Regions from separate parts of the Homo sapiens genome. Here region 2 is linked to region 1. A link is a contact called in ENCODE Hi-C or POLR2A ChIA-PET data. All regions are on one chromosome and are shown on one strand. The core of a region is the stretch at or near the end of the contact, and the rest is flanking DNA. Distances in the headings are between cores, read along the strand shown.

The links. Hi-C counts contacts between places; a loop is a spot of excess contacts on that map. ChIA-PET counts read pairs that join two places held with the same protein, here RNA polymerase II (POLR2A). Pooled maps may share reads with other maps.
Region 2: a loop to region 1 is called in a pooled map, with 10 times the contacts of the local background. The contact joins the promoter of TNRC6C here to the promoter of FDXR in region 1. A Hi-C loop is called at or near these places in 2 of 50 pooled maps. POLR2A ChIA-PET finds 5 or more read pairs at or near these places in 2 of 52 experiments (A673 and activated B cell).

What each region holds. Positions count from the first base shown.
Region 1 is chr17:74,869,546-74,877,375 of GRCh38, reverse strand. It overlaps FDXR (ferredoxin reductase), which reads left to right and starts at 4,382. Exons shown (of 12, transcript NM_024417.5): 1 at 4,382-4,510; 2 at 5,243-5,340. The coding sequence starts at 4,432. FADS6 (fatty acid desaturase 6) reads left to right here. Exons shown (of 6, transcript NM_178128.6): 6 at 1-74. RefSeq lists enhancers at 922-1,216, 2,332-3,232, 3,853-4,082, 4,038-4,332, 4,130-5,030, a cis regulatory region at 1,896-1,967 and silencers at 4,243-4,472, 4,513-4,642.
Region 2 is chr17:77,953,788-77,961,617 of GRCh38, reverse strand. It overlaps TNRC6C (trinucleotide repeat containing adaptor 6C), which reads right to left and starts at 2,915. Exons shown (of 23, transcript NM_001142640.2): 1 at 2,350-2,915. RefSeq lists enhancers at 1,980-2,538, 2,539-3,098 and silencers at 2,771-3,230, 3,251-3,300.

The DNA.
Region 1 (7,830 bases), core at 3,133-5,632:
GGTGACAGAGCGAGACTCCATCTCAAAAAAATAAAAAAATAAAAAATAAGACTCCCGTTCAAAAAAAAAAAAAAGAATAAATAACTTTGAATGTGACCTTGGCTAGTTCAAACAGTTTGTTCTGTGATGTTTAGAAGTGAACCTGGGGATCATCTACTGGGAGAGAGAAGAATTTGTAGGAGGGGGCTGGGGCTGGAGGGGGTACTGGGAACAGGGTCCGGAGGACGGATGACCTCAGAGAGGAATGGGAGGAGGGTGGGGTGCAGATAGAAGAGCCTGAAGTCAGGGCTGGGCAGGGCTGTGGAAGGATGGTCTGCAGCCTGGGAGTGAGGTGGGAATATAAGGGAACTACCAATGCCAGGCAGAGGAAGAGACCAAGGTGCTGGGGGACACCACTGAGATTCAGCCCACAGTGGGTAGTATTGAGAGAGGGCTGGGAGCTGCCCCAGCTGGGGGCTGGACTGGGAGGGTGCTAGGAAGTGCCCAGGTGGAGGCTGAGGGAGAGACAGAGAAGGAGGCCAGACCCATTAGTTGAAAACAGGGTCTCTCACCTTGGCACTATTGACTTTTTTTTTTATGGAGATGGAGTCTCGCTCTGTCGCCCAGGCTGGAGTGCAGTGGCATGATCTCAGCTCACTGCAACTTCTGCCTCCCAGGTTCAAGCGATTCTCCTGCTTCAGCCTCCCGAGTAGCTGGGACTACAGGAGCCTGCCACCATGCCTGGCTAATTTTTTGTATTTTAGTAGAGACGGAGTTTCACCATGTTGCCCAAGCTGGTCTCGAACTCCTGAGCCCAGGCAATCCACCCACCTTGGCCTCCCAAAGTGCTAGGATTACAGGTGTGAGCCACCATGCCCAGTCACTACTGACATTTTATCTGGCCAATTCTGTGTTGTTGGGGGCTGTCCTGTGCATTGTTGGATGTTTAGCAGCGTCACTGGCTTCTACCTACTAGATGCTGGGAGCTCAAGTTGTGACAATCAAAAATGTCTCCAGACATTGCTGAGTTGACCCAGTTGAGAACATGCAAGTCATTCTCTGAGCGTGTAATTGCCTTGTTTTTCAGTGAAGGCCTTGGATAGAGTGAAAGGCCTCCTGACCCTGCTGATAGGGAGACAAACTGCCGGCAAATGGGAGCCTGGGGGATGGGCAGAGGGGTCTGGCTACAGGCACAGGCATTCCCTGAGCCTTGTTCCGTTGGAGAGCCCCTCTGTGGTGTGGCCTTAGGCAGCTGCACAGAGGCCACTGGTTCTTTTATGTGCACTCTCCATTCATCTCCACCACACCTTCCTTTACCAAAGACCGCAGTTCCTTTAGACACCCTTTTCCATAGCTACAGACTCTCACTAGTTCTGAAACAGCTCCCTCCAGGCTTGCGGTGGTAGTGGTTTCCAGCTGTTGCTAGCCTGGGGTGCTTCTCCATTCCCTTCACCCTGCTCACACCTCTGTATACAAACTCCTTCATTAAACTGTCCTCAATCACGCCTTTTGAGTGTGCCATCTGTTTCTTGCTAGAAGGTTGACTGATAGAGTGGAGTTTTGGATCCAGGCAGCCCTCTTGGCACGAGGCAGGCTTGGCGGCTCCCCAGCCCACTGCTTTGCTATATGTTATTGCTGCTCCTTGGAAATGCATTAGCAGCTTAGAAATGGCCTTGAGATCTAGGGGTGTAATTAATCAAACTGCTAATTCTCCATTTGAGAAACGCAGTGGCAGAAAAGGCCCCAGTTGCACAGTCCTGGCTCATGATTAAAACCATCCAAATACATAACCAATGACTCATTGTTATTGATCTGGACCTGACTGGGGTATGGGCAGCAGCTGAAGGCACTGGTGCCAGATCTGGCTGTACCATGGGTATCATGGGAACAAGTCACTCGATTGCTTTGAGGCTCCATTTTCTGTTTCACTTAGGATGTGGGCTGGGAATTTCTGAGGCCTGAGAGGTGAGGGAGGTGACAGGAGTGAATGAAGTATATCCAGATCTCTGCAGAGACTTAAGGTCTAATCTACAGAGACATATGGGAGGTCATAATACATATGGATGATGATAATAATAGCTAATGTTTATCTAGCATTTATGGAAGTTGTCTTGACCTCATCATCTGATTTTAATGTCTACAACAAATTGCCACTATTCATATTTCCCCCAAATGTTACAGACAGTGAAAAAAAGTCCTGGAGAGATTAAATTTCTCAATGTCATATAGCTAGTAAGTGGAGGAAGAGGGATTCAGACCCAATGTTGTCTGACTCTAGAATCCATCCTCCACCACCAGATATACTGCCTCTAGATGGGGAGCCCTACAGAACTTTTTCGATTGTACGAACTTCCATTATGTGCTAGCCAGTGTGTGAAGCCCTGGGGGTATAAGAGCTGAGACTGGGTCCCCATCCTCATGGAGCTTATAATGTAGTGCAGGGGTGGTCAAACTCTGTAAAGGACCAGATAGTAAATATCTGGGGCTTTGCGAACCATATGATCTCTGTTACAACTACTCAATTGTGCCATCAAAGCACAAATATAGCCATAGACAATATGTAAAGAAGTAAGCATGGATGTCTTCCAATAAAGTTTTATTCAAACTGAAGTCTGAATTTCATGTAATTTTTACGTGTCACAAAATGTTGTTTTTTACCATTAAAAATATAAAAACAAGCTGGGTGTGGTGGCTCACTCCTGTAATCCTGGCACTTTGGAAGGCCGAGGTGGGAGGATCGCTTTGAGTTCAGGAGTTCGAGACCAGCCTGGGTGACATGGCAAAACCCCATCTCCACAAAAAATGCAAAAATGAACCAGGCGTGGTGGCAGGCACCTGTGGTCCCAGCTACTCCGGAGGCTGAGGCCTGAGGCTCGCTTGAGCCAAGCCAGGAAGCAGAGGTTGCAGTGAGCACCACTGCACTCCAGCCTGGGTGACAGAGCAGGACCCTGTCTCAAAAAACAAAATCAAAACCAAAAACAAAAACCCCAAAACCTCCAAAAAAACAAAAACAGTAAAAGCCATTCTTGTTGGTCATCCAAAACATGCTGGTGGACAGTATTTGGCCTGCAAGCTATAGTTTGCCTACTCCTGGTCTAGTGGGACAGGCATAAAACACAGTGACCTATTAGAAAGCAGACAGCATTTACTTACCAGTGGGAGGGAGGGGAAGTGACCAGTAAGGGCACAGAGGACTCCTGGGATACTGGCCATGTTTTATTTCTTGATCTGGGTGGTGGTTATATGGTTACACCTTGTGATATATTGTCAAGTTGTACACTCATGATTTGTGCACTTTTCTGTATGTTATTATTGAATTTAAAATCTCATTAAAAACGACAACCAGTGTAGTAAGTCATGATGGGATAAGGTCAGATGCTGTGGAATGAGAGGCCTTTAACTCCTTGGAACTTGGGAGGGGACGGGTCAGAGAAAAGGCTTCTCCAAGGAAGTAATATTTGACAAGAGGGCCCATGGGGAAAAGGAAGAGGGGTTAGGCTTATTGGGTCAGCTGTGACTACGGATCCTGTCCTTATTTTTAAAAACATTTTGATCATAGACTTTTTGCATTACTTTTGACCTTTTAAAACGTTGCAGTATTATATTTATCTTGATTACTGAGTGTTTTGGAGCCCCCTTAAATTCTGAACCCGAGGGGAGTACCTCAACTCTGGTCCCGGCTCGGCTGCACGGGGGTCGGACGCTCTGTCCTTAGTACCATACGTAAGCCACTGCCCCGCCCCGCTTTTCTTCACCTATGTAATGGGAAAGGAGGTGAGGTGGGACGAGCTTTCCAGGGTTTAATATTCTCCCTGGCCCGGCAAAGACGGGGATTTGAGGGGTTACATCGGCACAACACCCGGGGTCGAAGAAGGAGGCTGCTGGGCTCCGGGAAGGAGCTCCCTCGCCCCAGACTTCCGCACTCTGGTTATTTCCCAACGGCGGGAAGGCTCGCTTGGAGCCGGACTCGTGATTGGCTAGGACGAAGTCACGTGGGAGGATTCGCAATCAAATGGCAAGGGCGTCTGCGTCATCAGTGAGCGACGAGAGCCTCCCGAGAGGGGCGCGGCTAAGTAAAATAAGCTCCTTTCTTAGTGGCTGTTTCCTTGGGGAGGGACTGAAACAGCGATGGGGATTCGCTCTCTTCCAACCCTAGGCTTCCGGGATTTGGAGGGAAGGTGAGGCCTGGGGAGAAATGTATTAAATCGCGTATACCCCGGATGCTCCGAGGGGCGGGGCTTCGACGGTGGGGCGTAGTTAAGGGCGGGTCTCTCTTTTGGGGGCGGGATTCTCTCGGGAGTCGGGGTGGAGCCGCAAGGCTCCGCTTTCCCGGAGCGCAGGGGGCGGGGTTTGGGGCGGGGCCTCGCTTGTGGGCGGGCCCGGGCAGGAGCGGGCTTGCCCTGCGGAGCAGTAGCTAGGAACAGATCCACTTGCAGGTTGCTGCTCCCAGCCATGGCTTCGCGCTGCTGGCGCTGGTGGGGCTGGTCGGCGTGGCCTCGGACCCGGCTGCCTCCCGCCGGGAGCACCCCGAGTAGGAGCAGGGCGCCTTTGGGGCTGGATGGGAGCGCGGGGAGGCCTGCGAGCGCTGAGTAGGGGTCGGAGCAGAGCTGGGGCAGGGCTGGAGAAGGGTGAGACTGAAGGGGTGTCTTCCTGCTGGCGAGATCCCGGTGGTGTACGGGGGTGGGCGGAGATCTGTGCGTGAGATGTGAGGCTTCTAGGGTTAGAGACGGAGGTCAACAAAGGTGAAAAGGAGAGACTTTGAGATCTACAGGTGTGAGACGGGGTGAATGGAGGATGATACGGAGGTCTGTGGGGCGAGAGGAAAGTCTGAGTCGAAACAGGGATCTGTAGGAATAAGACGGGTCTATATGGGCAATATAGCGTTTTGTGGAGAGAGAGAGGGGTTAGAGGAGGGACACCGTGGGGAGACCCACGGGGGCGAGATTGGGATGATATGGAGGCCGTTGGAAGGATGTGGGATTCTAGCCGATTGGATAGGGAATGAAGTGTTGTTGGGCAGGCCATTGGCAGTGGTGTAGTAGGTTCATGGGTGAGATGTGGGCTCTGGATGAACCCACAGCCTTTGGGGGTTCAGATGAAGTAAGAGACCCTGCAAATGCCAAAGCCTTGAGGAACAAGAGAAGGAGGATGCAGGTGAGGGTGAAGCTTGGGAAGTTCCAGCTTCTGTTGGATATTCAGGTTGGTTTGGGACTGGGGAGAGAAGTTAATTTTGACCTTTTCCCTCTCCTCTGCCTGGCCCCAGGCTTCTGCCACCATTTCTCCACACAGGAGAAGACCCCCCAGATCTGTGTGGTGGGCAGTGGCCCAGCTGGCTTCTACACGGCCCAACACCTGCTAAAGGTAAGCCACTTACTCATAGTCCATCATTCACCTGCTGCTCCAGTCCTAAGGGCAAGCCTCACCCGCTTTGGGTTTTAAGAGCACTCCTGGTTGCCTTATGGGGAAGGGGCTCCCAGCCATCTGGCCTGGACACTTCCCACTTGCTTCCTCACCTACACCTGAGGCTCCCCTCCCCTCCCGTCCTCAGTGTGACAGGGGTGTAAAACGCACATTGGTGGTGAGTGGTCAGTGGCAGGTGGTCAGCTTTGCCTCCCTGGCCAAGCACTCCAGGGGGCTTATGTAGACCTGCAAAATGACTTTGTCCTCCTTCATCTTCCCTCCTCTCTCGTCTATCTTCACTCTATCCCAAACATCCTACATCTCGAGGCTACCCACCTCCTCCGCTTTCTGTAACTTTACCTGCCTTGCCATGCCCTCCTCACCCATAGCTCCAGTCCTCCGTGCCATTCTGTTCTTTCAGCCTGCCCTCTGCCCCTCCCCCTTCCCCTGTGAAGGCCAGGATCTCAAGGCTTTCAGTGTCTGCCTCGGCAGGAAGGGCCCCAAGCCAAGGCTACAGGTTCTACTTGAGACTCCACATCAGACTTTGGGACAGAGTAGAGAGGGGATACCCAGGTTAACTGAGACGTGAGACAGTTGCCTAGCTTTGGAGAGGCTTGGAGTGTCCGTGGAGAGACAAGAGAAAGGATGAATATCTTAATTATACACACACACACAGATGCTTGAAATGTAGGGTGACCAACTGGCCTGGACTGCCCAGGACAAGGGGCTTCAGCGCTAAGCTGGAAGTTCTTGGGAAACTGGGATGAGTTGATCACTCTGCTGAAAAGTGACCCGTGCATGCTTCCCAGGCAACACGGGTGAAAGAGCTAATTACAATAATGTGGGCAGCGTGAGCCGAGGCAGGTGGGGTCAATCAGAAACTGTTTCCTGGGCCGGAAGCCCAGGTGGCTCATGTCTGTAATCCCAGCACTTTGGGAGGCCAAGGCAGGTGGATCACTTGAAGTCAGGAGTTTGAGACCAGCCTGGCCAACGTGGTGAAACCCCATCTCTACTAAAAATAGAAAAATCAGCCACGTGTGGTGGCACAGGTCTGTAGTCCCAGGTACTTGGGAGGCTGAGTCGGGAGGATCGCTTGAACCCAGGAGGTGGAGGTAGCACTGAGCCAAGATCAAATCACTGTACTCCAGCCTGGGCGACAGAGTGAGACCCTGTCTCAAAAAAAAAAAAAAAAAAAAAAAGAGAGACAGTGCATTTGAGCTGCCTTGAAGCAGACCAAGGGCTTTGGTGAGGGCCTCCCACATGTGGGGAGTCATCCTGGAATGCAAGGCCTTGGGCACGCTGCCATGTGGGAGGGAGGACAGCCTGGGCTCTGGGATGGAGATCAGGGAGCACATGGGGGCTGGAGAGGCCCTGAAGGGCTTTGTATAAGGGACAGTTTTTTTTTAGCTGATCCTGACATTTTGGAAGGGAGGAGAGTAAGCTTTCCAGGCAGTGTTCTTTTTTTTTTTTTTTTTTTTTTGAGATGGAGTCTGGCTCTGTCGCCCAGGCTGGAGTGCAGTGGCACAGTCTCAGCTCACTTCAACCTCCATCTCCCAAGTTCAAGCGATTCTCCTGCCTCAGCCTCCTGAGTAACTGGGATTACAGGCGCACTCCACCACATGCAGCTAATTTTTGTATTTTTGGTTGAGACAGGGTTTCACCATGTTGATCAGGCTGGTTTTGAACTCCTGACCTCAAGTGATCTGCCCACCTCGGCCTCCCAAAGTCCTGGGATTACAGGCGTGAGCCCCCGCGCCCGGCCAGGCAGTGTTCTTAGCACGACTGTATTCAGCTGGCAGACACGTGCACATGCTTTCCTTGTGGAATGGGATGGGGAGGGGCTCAGGCCAGGTACAATCCTTGTTCTGATCCTTGGGCTGATCTTTGCCCACAGGGAGCTCCAAGCTACTGGCTGTGCTCCTAAGACAGGACCACATGCAGCACGTTTGGGACAGTGGCCCTTAGCTTGAGTCAGGCACTGAGCACAGCATCTCGTAGCATCCTCATGACAACCTGCAAAGCAGGTGTCGTGCCTCTTGCTTCACAGGTAAGGATGCTAGGGCCAAGTGAGGTTGTCCAAGCTTCCACCGTGGAGCAGGGATGGCACTGGGATCTGAGCGAAGGCAGCTCCATGTGAGGCCATCCATGTTAATCCATTCAGTAATCATTTACTGGACGTAACATGTTCTGGGCGCAGGCTTTACTGGGAACATGGGGGTGAACAGGACAGACGTGGTCCCTGTGCTCGAGGACCTGACATTCGAATGTGGAGGGGACAGGTGGATAATTTACAAGGTATTTTAGGGCTCTGACGGCTATAAGCACAGAGACTGGGGTGCGGGGAGGGGGTCCATGCCCAGTCTGGAGGGAGAGATGTCCCAATTGCAGTCTGAAGGACAGTAGATGTCAGGTTGGGGGACAATAGCAGGAGTGTCCCAGGCACAGAGAACT
Region 2 (7,830 bases), core at 1,666-4,165, 3.1 Mb before region 1:
AAACACGAAGGACGAAAATCTAAAACCAACACTTACATATACTCCAGGTTACTACCAGAATATTTAAATGGCAGAATCCGAAATGAAATTGTTAAGATTAAACCTTATGACAGACAGTCTCAGTATCAACCGTATTTAATTTCATACCTTAAAAGTAAAACCGGCCGAGCGTGGTGGCTCACGCCTGTAATCCCAGCACTTTGGGAGGCCGAGACAGGCGGATCACCTGAAGTCAGGAGTTCGAGACCAGCCTGGCCAACATGGCAAAACCCCGTCTCTACTAAAAATACAAAAATTAGCCGGGCGTGGCGGCGGGCACCTGTAATCCCTGCTACTCGGGAGGGTGAGGCAAGAGAATCGCTTGAACCCGGGAGGCGGAGGTTGCAGTGACCCGAGATCGTGCCATTGCACTCCAGCCTGGGCAACAAGAACGAAACTGTCTCAAAAAAAAAAAAAAAAAGTAAAACCGAGGTAAGGTCAGCAAGGTCTTTGTTTTGGACAAGAAGCACAGAAGAGTTACAAACAAGCTTTTAAAATCAGATCCTTATAATAAAAACGAGTGTGTGTGTGTGTTTACTATTACCGTTTTCTGAGCTATCAATTTCTCACGGCCTGACTATGCCTATGGTCAGGTCATGAGAAATCTGTATGAAAAACAGCTTCCAAGAATGTCTATTCTTATGAAAATAAATATTAAAAACTTTCTGTAGAAAAAAAACTTTCAGTATAGGTAAAGTTACAACTGTTCACATCATTACTTTGTTCTATTAATACACACAAAATTAATTCCGACAACTGAACTAGTCATTTTAAAAACCCTGTTTTGCATTATTTCCCCCAACAAAGCATCCTAGGGGTGCTACAGTGAAACATGCTCAAAGACCATTGCCACCTCTGCTGTTCTGGAACAATGTAAATTTCTTCAAGGTGCCCTCTACTAACCAAGTTCATCTGGCCTGGGGCTAAGTTTTATCATTTATTCTTTCATACAGTACTGAAGGAAATCCGGAATCTATGAATATCATTGCCAACACCCCCTACACATTTCAAACCAGCTACCACTGTCCTCTGAAATCACTCAAGCCAGGTTTCCAGGGTCTCAACTCATTCGCATAGTTATTCAATTCCAACTGCAGGAAATCACTTGCATAAAGTAGGCCTTATGCAGGCTCAAATTACATTCAGGGACGTACGAGGCTCTCACAGCGATCACCATAAATTGGCTACCTTGTACTGGCCGAAGTACGTCAACGTGAACACCAGACACTCGAGAAAAACCGAACCTCGGCTACACAATGGATTAACCCAGTCAGAAGGCTCCAACTTGCAACTCCTTAAAGACGCTGAAGTTGGACATCTACAGAGCACCATTTTGAGTTTAGAATCCGCAGTTCACGCCTAGAAATAACCGAGCGGACCACTCAAATGGAGGTTTCATTTGGCGGAGGCAAAGGTTTGAGACAACTCCACTAATTACGTGCAGAATCACCAATACCGTCAAATGCCTTCGAATGCAATAGGTGCAGCCACGATCTAGCGGCTCCTCCTCCCCTACCTCCCGGCACAACATCCAAGCAGCAAGCCTTCATTTTTGCTAAGATCCCCAAAGCTCCGTGTAACATGCTTGCCAGTTATTTCTTCCCCAGGTTAACAGGCAGGGAACCCCCACATCCACATCTGCACATTTTCATAGCTACGAATCAATTAATTAAATCTCGTCCTCAAGGTAAAGGTGCAAAGGAGGCACCGCTTAAAGCAGAGGCGGCAACCAGGCGCTCGGGTTACGTTATCTGATAACAGGACAGATGTTGTACGGCTCGTTTTCCTCATACGCATTACTCCGCAGTCCGCAGCACCGTTAGAAAATCCACCTGATTTCAGAGCCGCAGAGCGCCCAGGGGTCCTTCTCCGCCCACCCGCAGCACGCCCCGGGTTTTTCTCTTCCCCCAAACAACGGCACCGGGCTCCTGCACCAAAACACGGCGGGTTCGCGCCTGCCATCACCAGTGCAAAATCTGCGGGGGGCTGCCCGGAAAGGACCGAATTTCACCGCTGCATGAGTTTTAAAAGGGAGGGGGCACATCCATCTTCAGCCCTCCATTCCACTCCCGTTTGATTGTGATGCACACCGGGCGTCTGCACAGCCCCGTCTCACACTAGCACACACGCGCCCCGGCCCCGGCCGCTTCCCGCCGCTCCCCTCAAACCCGGCCGGCCCGGGGCCTGGCGCCGCACGCGGGTCGCTAGGGGCCAGCGCCCGCCCCGGCTCGGCTCGGCCGAACAAAGGGCCCGCGAACCTCCCGGCAAAGTTGCGGCTGCGGCGAGGAGCGGGCGGACTGCCGCGCTCACCTGGGCTCCGTCCCCGGCGGCGGCGGCGGCTCCGCGGGGCTCCGGTGGCGCGGGCCTGGCGGCGGCGGCGGCACGAACAACCGCCCGAGGGCCTCGGGAGTGCGCGGGCGGCGGGGGCCCGCTCAGCGCCGGCGCCACGGACTCAGGTCCCGGCGCGGGCGGCGGCGGCGGCTGCGGCGGCGGCGCGGGCGAGTGGGCGGCGGCGCGTCCCGGCAGGTCCAGGTCCGGCCCCGGCAACGCCGCGACGCGTCCTCCTCCTCACGCCCGGCGGGATGCGGCTCCGGCGGGGTCCGGGTCCTAGGCGGCGGCGGCGGCGGCGGTGGCAGCTGCGGACGGCTGGGCGCGGGGCCGCTCCGCTCCCTCCGCCTCCGGCTCGGGCGGGCCCGCGGCTACTGCGACGGTGACGGCGGCGGGAGCGCGGCGGGCGCTGGGACTGCCCTGTCAGGGGGCGGCCCGGGCGGCGCTCAAGACTGCGCGGCGGCGGGGCCGGCGGCGGCGGCTACGGCTCCCGGGGCCGTCGCGCTGAGGTGCGGAGCTGCCACCGCGGCCATCTTGTTGCTCTAACTGACAAGAACCCCCCTCCCCCCGCTTCAGCCAGACGGGGCGCTCGCGCCCCCTTCCCCGCCCCGCGTTGGCCTCCAACAGGAAGTCGTCCCGGCCCCTAGCACGTGACTCCCACCGTATCTGCATACCGGAGGGCGAACTGGCCAATCGGCACTCTGCACCTGAGCTCCTCCCCCGCGCGCCCCTCCCGGCCCATTGGCTCCTCGGCCAGGCCACGCCTCCTCCTTTCCCCTTAATACCCGCCCGCGCTGTGGTTCCCTGCACCGCGCGGGGAGCGCGCCGGGGTGCGAGCGGTGCGCGCTCCGAGTGGCCGGGACGCGCGCCAGTCCTGGGAGCTTGCACTGCTCGGGGGGGTTACGTGGAGACTTGCGTGGTGTCCTTTACCGCCGCCGCCTGCCCTCCGGTCCCTGGGCGCTGTGGCTCCGCGTTAGGGTGCTGGCGGGAGGGGTGCCGATCCGGTTCTGCGCGTCCGGTGGGTTCTCCGGGCCAGCGCCCCGCGGCGCCCGGGCTTTATGCTGTAATTGCGCCCGGCGGCGCCCGGCGCCCGCACCGGCGCGCGTCTCGCCCGTGCCGTGCACACGCCCTGCACCGCCCCACTTTGCACACGCACACGCACACGAGTCCTTGGGGCCCTGGAGCATCGTGCTCGCCTCGCGCCTCCCGGCCCGCCCTTGCGCTCAGTCGCTCCCCAGGGAGCGCCCAGCTGCGAGCAAAACAAGCCTCGCTGCGAAACAGTCCCCCGGGGAGACAGCCCTTTCCCCGGAGCACAGACACCACACCTTCACCGCGCAAGCCTTCGGTCCGGGCCGAACCCGGGCGCTCCGGCGCCTACGCACCCCACGATTCCTCCCCGGTGCTCCGTACGCCGCCGTGATCCTCCATTCCACGGCTCCTCGATATCCATTATTCATTAGTGGTAGGTAAGGTCAGGCGCAATGTGCAATTCGAAAAGTCCCTTTTTAACTTTCGGTTCAAGCCAGGAGAAGATTTTGAAACCAAGAATTTTCTCCATTTTCATGCAAGGTCGCAGAAGCAGGCTAGCTTTTCCCCCATCGTTCAGTGGAGGATCAGCAGTGCTACTTGGAAGTTGGTATTGGAAGAGGCCATTCCCTGTCTACGTGTCCCTGTCTTGAAGAGGAGATAATAACACACTAGTACTTTCGCAATGCAATTTTGTTACCGCAAGTGTCATGCTTTGAAACGACTGTGGATGAAAGAGACAAATTCCCCGCTCTCGTTTCCCTTCAGGGTCCCATGAGCTCCTTTCTTCTTACTGCCATATTTTAAGCCCTCCGGTAGTCAGATTCACAACCAGCCTCTAAAGGGTCGTCAAATGTCTGTTGTATCGTGTTGTGTATTTCCCCTCCCGAGAACCCACATCCCTTAGAAGGATCTGAAGGCAGAGGGAGCTGACATGGAGGCTTCTGCCTTGTCTATTCATTTTATTTACGTTCATTTAATTCTCGACTGCAGAGAACCTACATCTTTTGTATTTCTCAAAGGTAGAGGTATTATCACATGCTCCAGAAGGGAGTGCAAAATAACATCTTCAAAATAGGCAGCGCCCACGAAGTAGACTGCTGCTACATAAATGAGGAATCCAGGTATCTGGGTGGACCAGAGTGGACCAATCATTGTGATAAGCAGAGCTTCACTTTTTGGAAAATTGAACCAAAATACATTATTTAGCATTGTCTTTGGTTCCCTTTCTTATCCCCCTCCCTCAGTTTAATCAGGCAAAAATCGTCCTCTTCTCCAATGATATTAGACTCTGAGCACCGAGAAAAGGCAGAACTATAGAGACTATATGTTCTGAACCCCAAACTGGACTCATAGTTTGGCATGTGGACCTGTGACAGTAGAGATAATGTTTGAAACTAAAGTTGACCCAGAAACATTGAGGCATATGGTGGCCATGAATGTTAAGACTGCAGAGCAGTGTCACTTATTAGTGGTTGTTTGAACTGATAAAGTATGAGTAGGAACCCCAGGCACAACTGTAAAAATGGGTACGTTCATGTTTCGGGTTGGTCATCCTGTTATCAGCCCTGCCACCACCACCTTATAACTAAGGTATAAGTTGATCATCTATAGGGCTGGGCATGGTGGCTCACGCCTGTAATCCCAGCACTTTGGGAGGCCAAGGCAGACGGATCAGGAGGTCAGGAGATGGAGACCATGCTGGCTAACATGGTGACATCTCTACTAAAAATACAAAAAATTAGCCAGGCATGGTGGCGGGCGCCTGTAGTCTCAGCTACCTGGGAGGTTGAGGCAGGAGAATCCCTTGAACCTGGGAGGCAGAGGTTGCAGTGAGCAGAGAAGGCGCCAATGCACTCCAGTCTGGATGACAGAGCTAGATTCTGTCTCAAAAAAAAAAAGGGTAAAACCAACAAAATTACGTTTAAGAGGACTAAATGTTAAATGTGTCTCTTAAATTAAAATGTCAACTAGTTGAGGACAAATGAAGAAGACTTAGCTGGATACAAGGTAATGTAAAAAATTCTAGTTATAGATGACCACACGTTCAACAAGGCTAAATGTGTGAACTGCTTGAAGACGACAACAACACTACGTTAAAATAGTGTCCAGTTTAAGAGATTGCACTCTGAGCTGGTCAGATCCCAAATGGAGTGTTTTGGCCAGTTCTGAGCACCAGGGTGCAAGAAAGAAATCGACAAAGTTAGAGACTGACTCAGAATACAGCCAGTTGTTGATGGAAATCCTCCAGTCTGACCAACAGCTGAAGAAGCAGAAGAGATTGGTGCAGGGAAGAAGAGACAAGCAGGCCAGGATGGCTCTTTTCAGATATTTTTGAAACTCCTGTATGCAAATAGGTACAGATATATTCTTTGAAATCCTGAGAAGCCAACCTGAGATCAGTGGGTGGTAGATATTAGGCAAATTAGTTCAAATATACACTGCACCCTACAAAATGGAGTTTCTATCAAATGGAGTTATTAATAGAAACTCCATTTCGTAGGGTGCAGTATATACTGCTCAGGTGATGTGTGCACCAAAATCTCACAAATCACCGCTAAAGAACTTACTCATGTAACCAAATACCACCTGTACTCCAACAAGCTATGGGAAGAAAAAGAAACTCCATTTAGAAAGGTAGCAAGATCCACATCTGTGCAGGGGTTTAAGTGGAAAGACAGGATGATCACGTCCCTATCTCCATGACTATTGCAAAACAGATTACTGTGTTGACTAGCTCAGGGTTTCCCAAAGTGTGTTCCCCCAGACCAGCGGCATTGGCTTTACCTAGGAGCTTGTTAGAAGGGCAACTTCTCAGACCCCATTGCCAGACCCAGTGAATCGAAACCTCTGGGGATGGGGCCCAGGTATCTCCATCTTAGCCAGCCCTCCAGATGATTCTGAGGCGATGAAAATTGGAGGAGAGTAATAAAGACACCTTTTTGAGGGCTGTATTTGCGTATAATACCCCTCTCCATGCCCAGTCACTTCCTACCACACACTGGTGCCTGAATTACTCCATCCTCCTATTTCTGTTGATTTTACACGTATAATTTGCATCCTAATGATGGACTCTTAAAGGGAAAACCTTCAGGACTCCAACAAATGATTGCTTTTCAATGAAAATGTAAGAAAGCCGGGCTCAGCTCTCCCTGCTTGTCACCGATAGATAGCAACTGAACTGACTTAGAAAAATGTGATAAATTTACAGAGGCCTTTCAGACAAGCAGCAAGGCACAGGGCGTCGGTTCTCAAACTTTCTGTTGATGAGAATCGCCAGGGTAGCTTGTTTGAATTACAAATTCACCTTAGGTCCAGATGAGGCCCATGTATCTGCATGTCTAATCAGCTCCCCAAGTGATTCTGATGCCTTTGTCCTCCCACTATGCTGATAATAATATTGGAATAGAGACTAGAACCTTACAATAAAAGTAAGGGTGAGTCTCAACTCCACTGCTCACTAATTGTTTGACCTTAGGCAAGTTTCTGGGCCTCTGACTTCTCCTTTGTACTCCTCACTGAGTTAGAGATACTTGCTGAATTGCCGTGTATTACGTGCCAGGCAGCGAACTAGGTGCCAGGGATTTAAAGCTGCAAGCCGTGCTTGAGCTATGATTACAATGCATGGAGGTGCTGCAGGAGACAGAAGAGACTCAGGTCATTCTGAAGGGCTCAGGAAGACTTCTCCAAGGGCCTCAGATCTGAGTCTTGAAAGATGCAAGGGAAAGCAGTAATAGGTCAGAAGCTGATGGAAGGGCACTGAAGAAAGAGGGAAAGGTCAGTGTAAAGGAAACCCAAGAGAGCTTGCAGCGCAGCACTTTCAGGGGGCTGGAAGACATTAGTGGGGCTGCAACAGCCCAGGTAAGAGGAGATGGGAGAGATGAGCAGAGGCCAGATTATTATTATTATCTTTGTTTTTTGGAGATGGAGTCGTGCTCTGTCACTCAGGCTGGAGTGCAATGGCACAATCTTGGCTCACTGCAACCTCTGCCTCCCGGGTTCAAGCAATTCTCCTAACTCAGCCTCCCAAGTAGCTGGGGCTACAGGTGCGCACCACCACGCCCGTCTAATTTTTTGTATTTTAGTAGAGATGGGGTTTCACCATGTTGCCCAGGCTCATCTCAAACTCCTGAGCTCAGGCAATCCGCCCGCCTTGGCTTCCCAAAGTGCTAGGAGTACAATTGTGAGCCACCACACCCAAGGCCAGATTATGAATACAAGGAGCATTTCATGTGACCTTAAAGAGTTGGTACTTTATCCTTAAGGCAATGTGGAGCTCTTGGATGATTCCAGACATTATTACACTTGACTGTTAAAGAGAGCTCTCTGGAAACATTGTAGCAGATGACCTGGAAGAGGAAGGGCCAGGGAGGAGGTGATGGCAGGGGGTAGGCGGCCTGCACAGTTCTGCAGCCAGGAAACTAGAACTTATGGAAT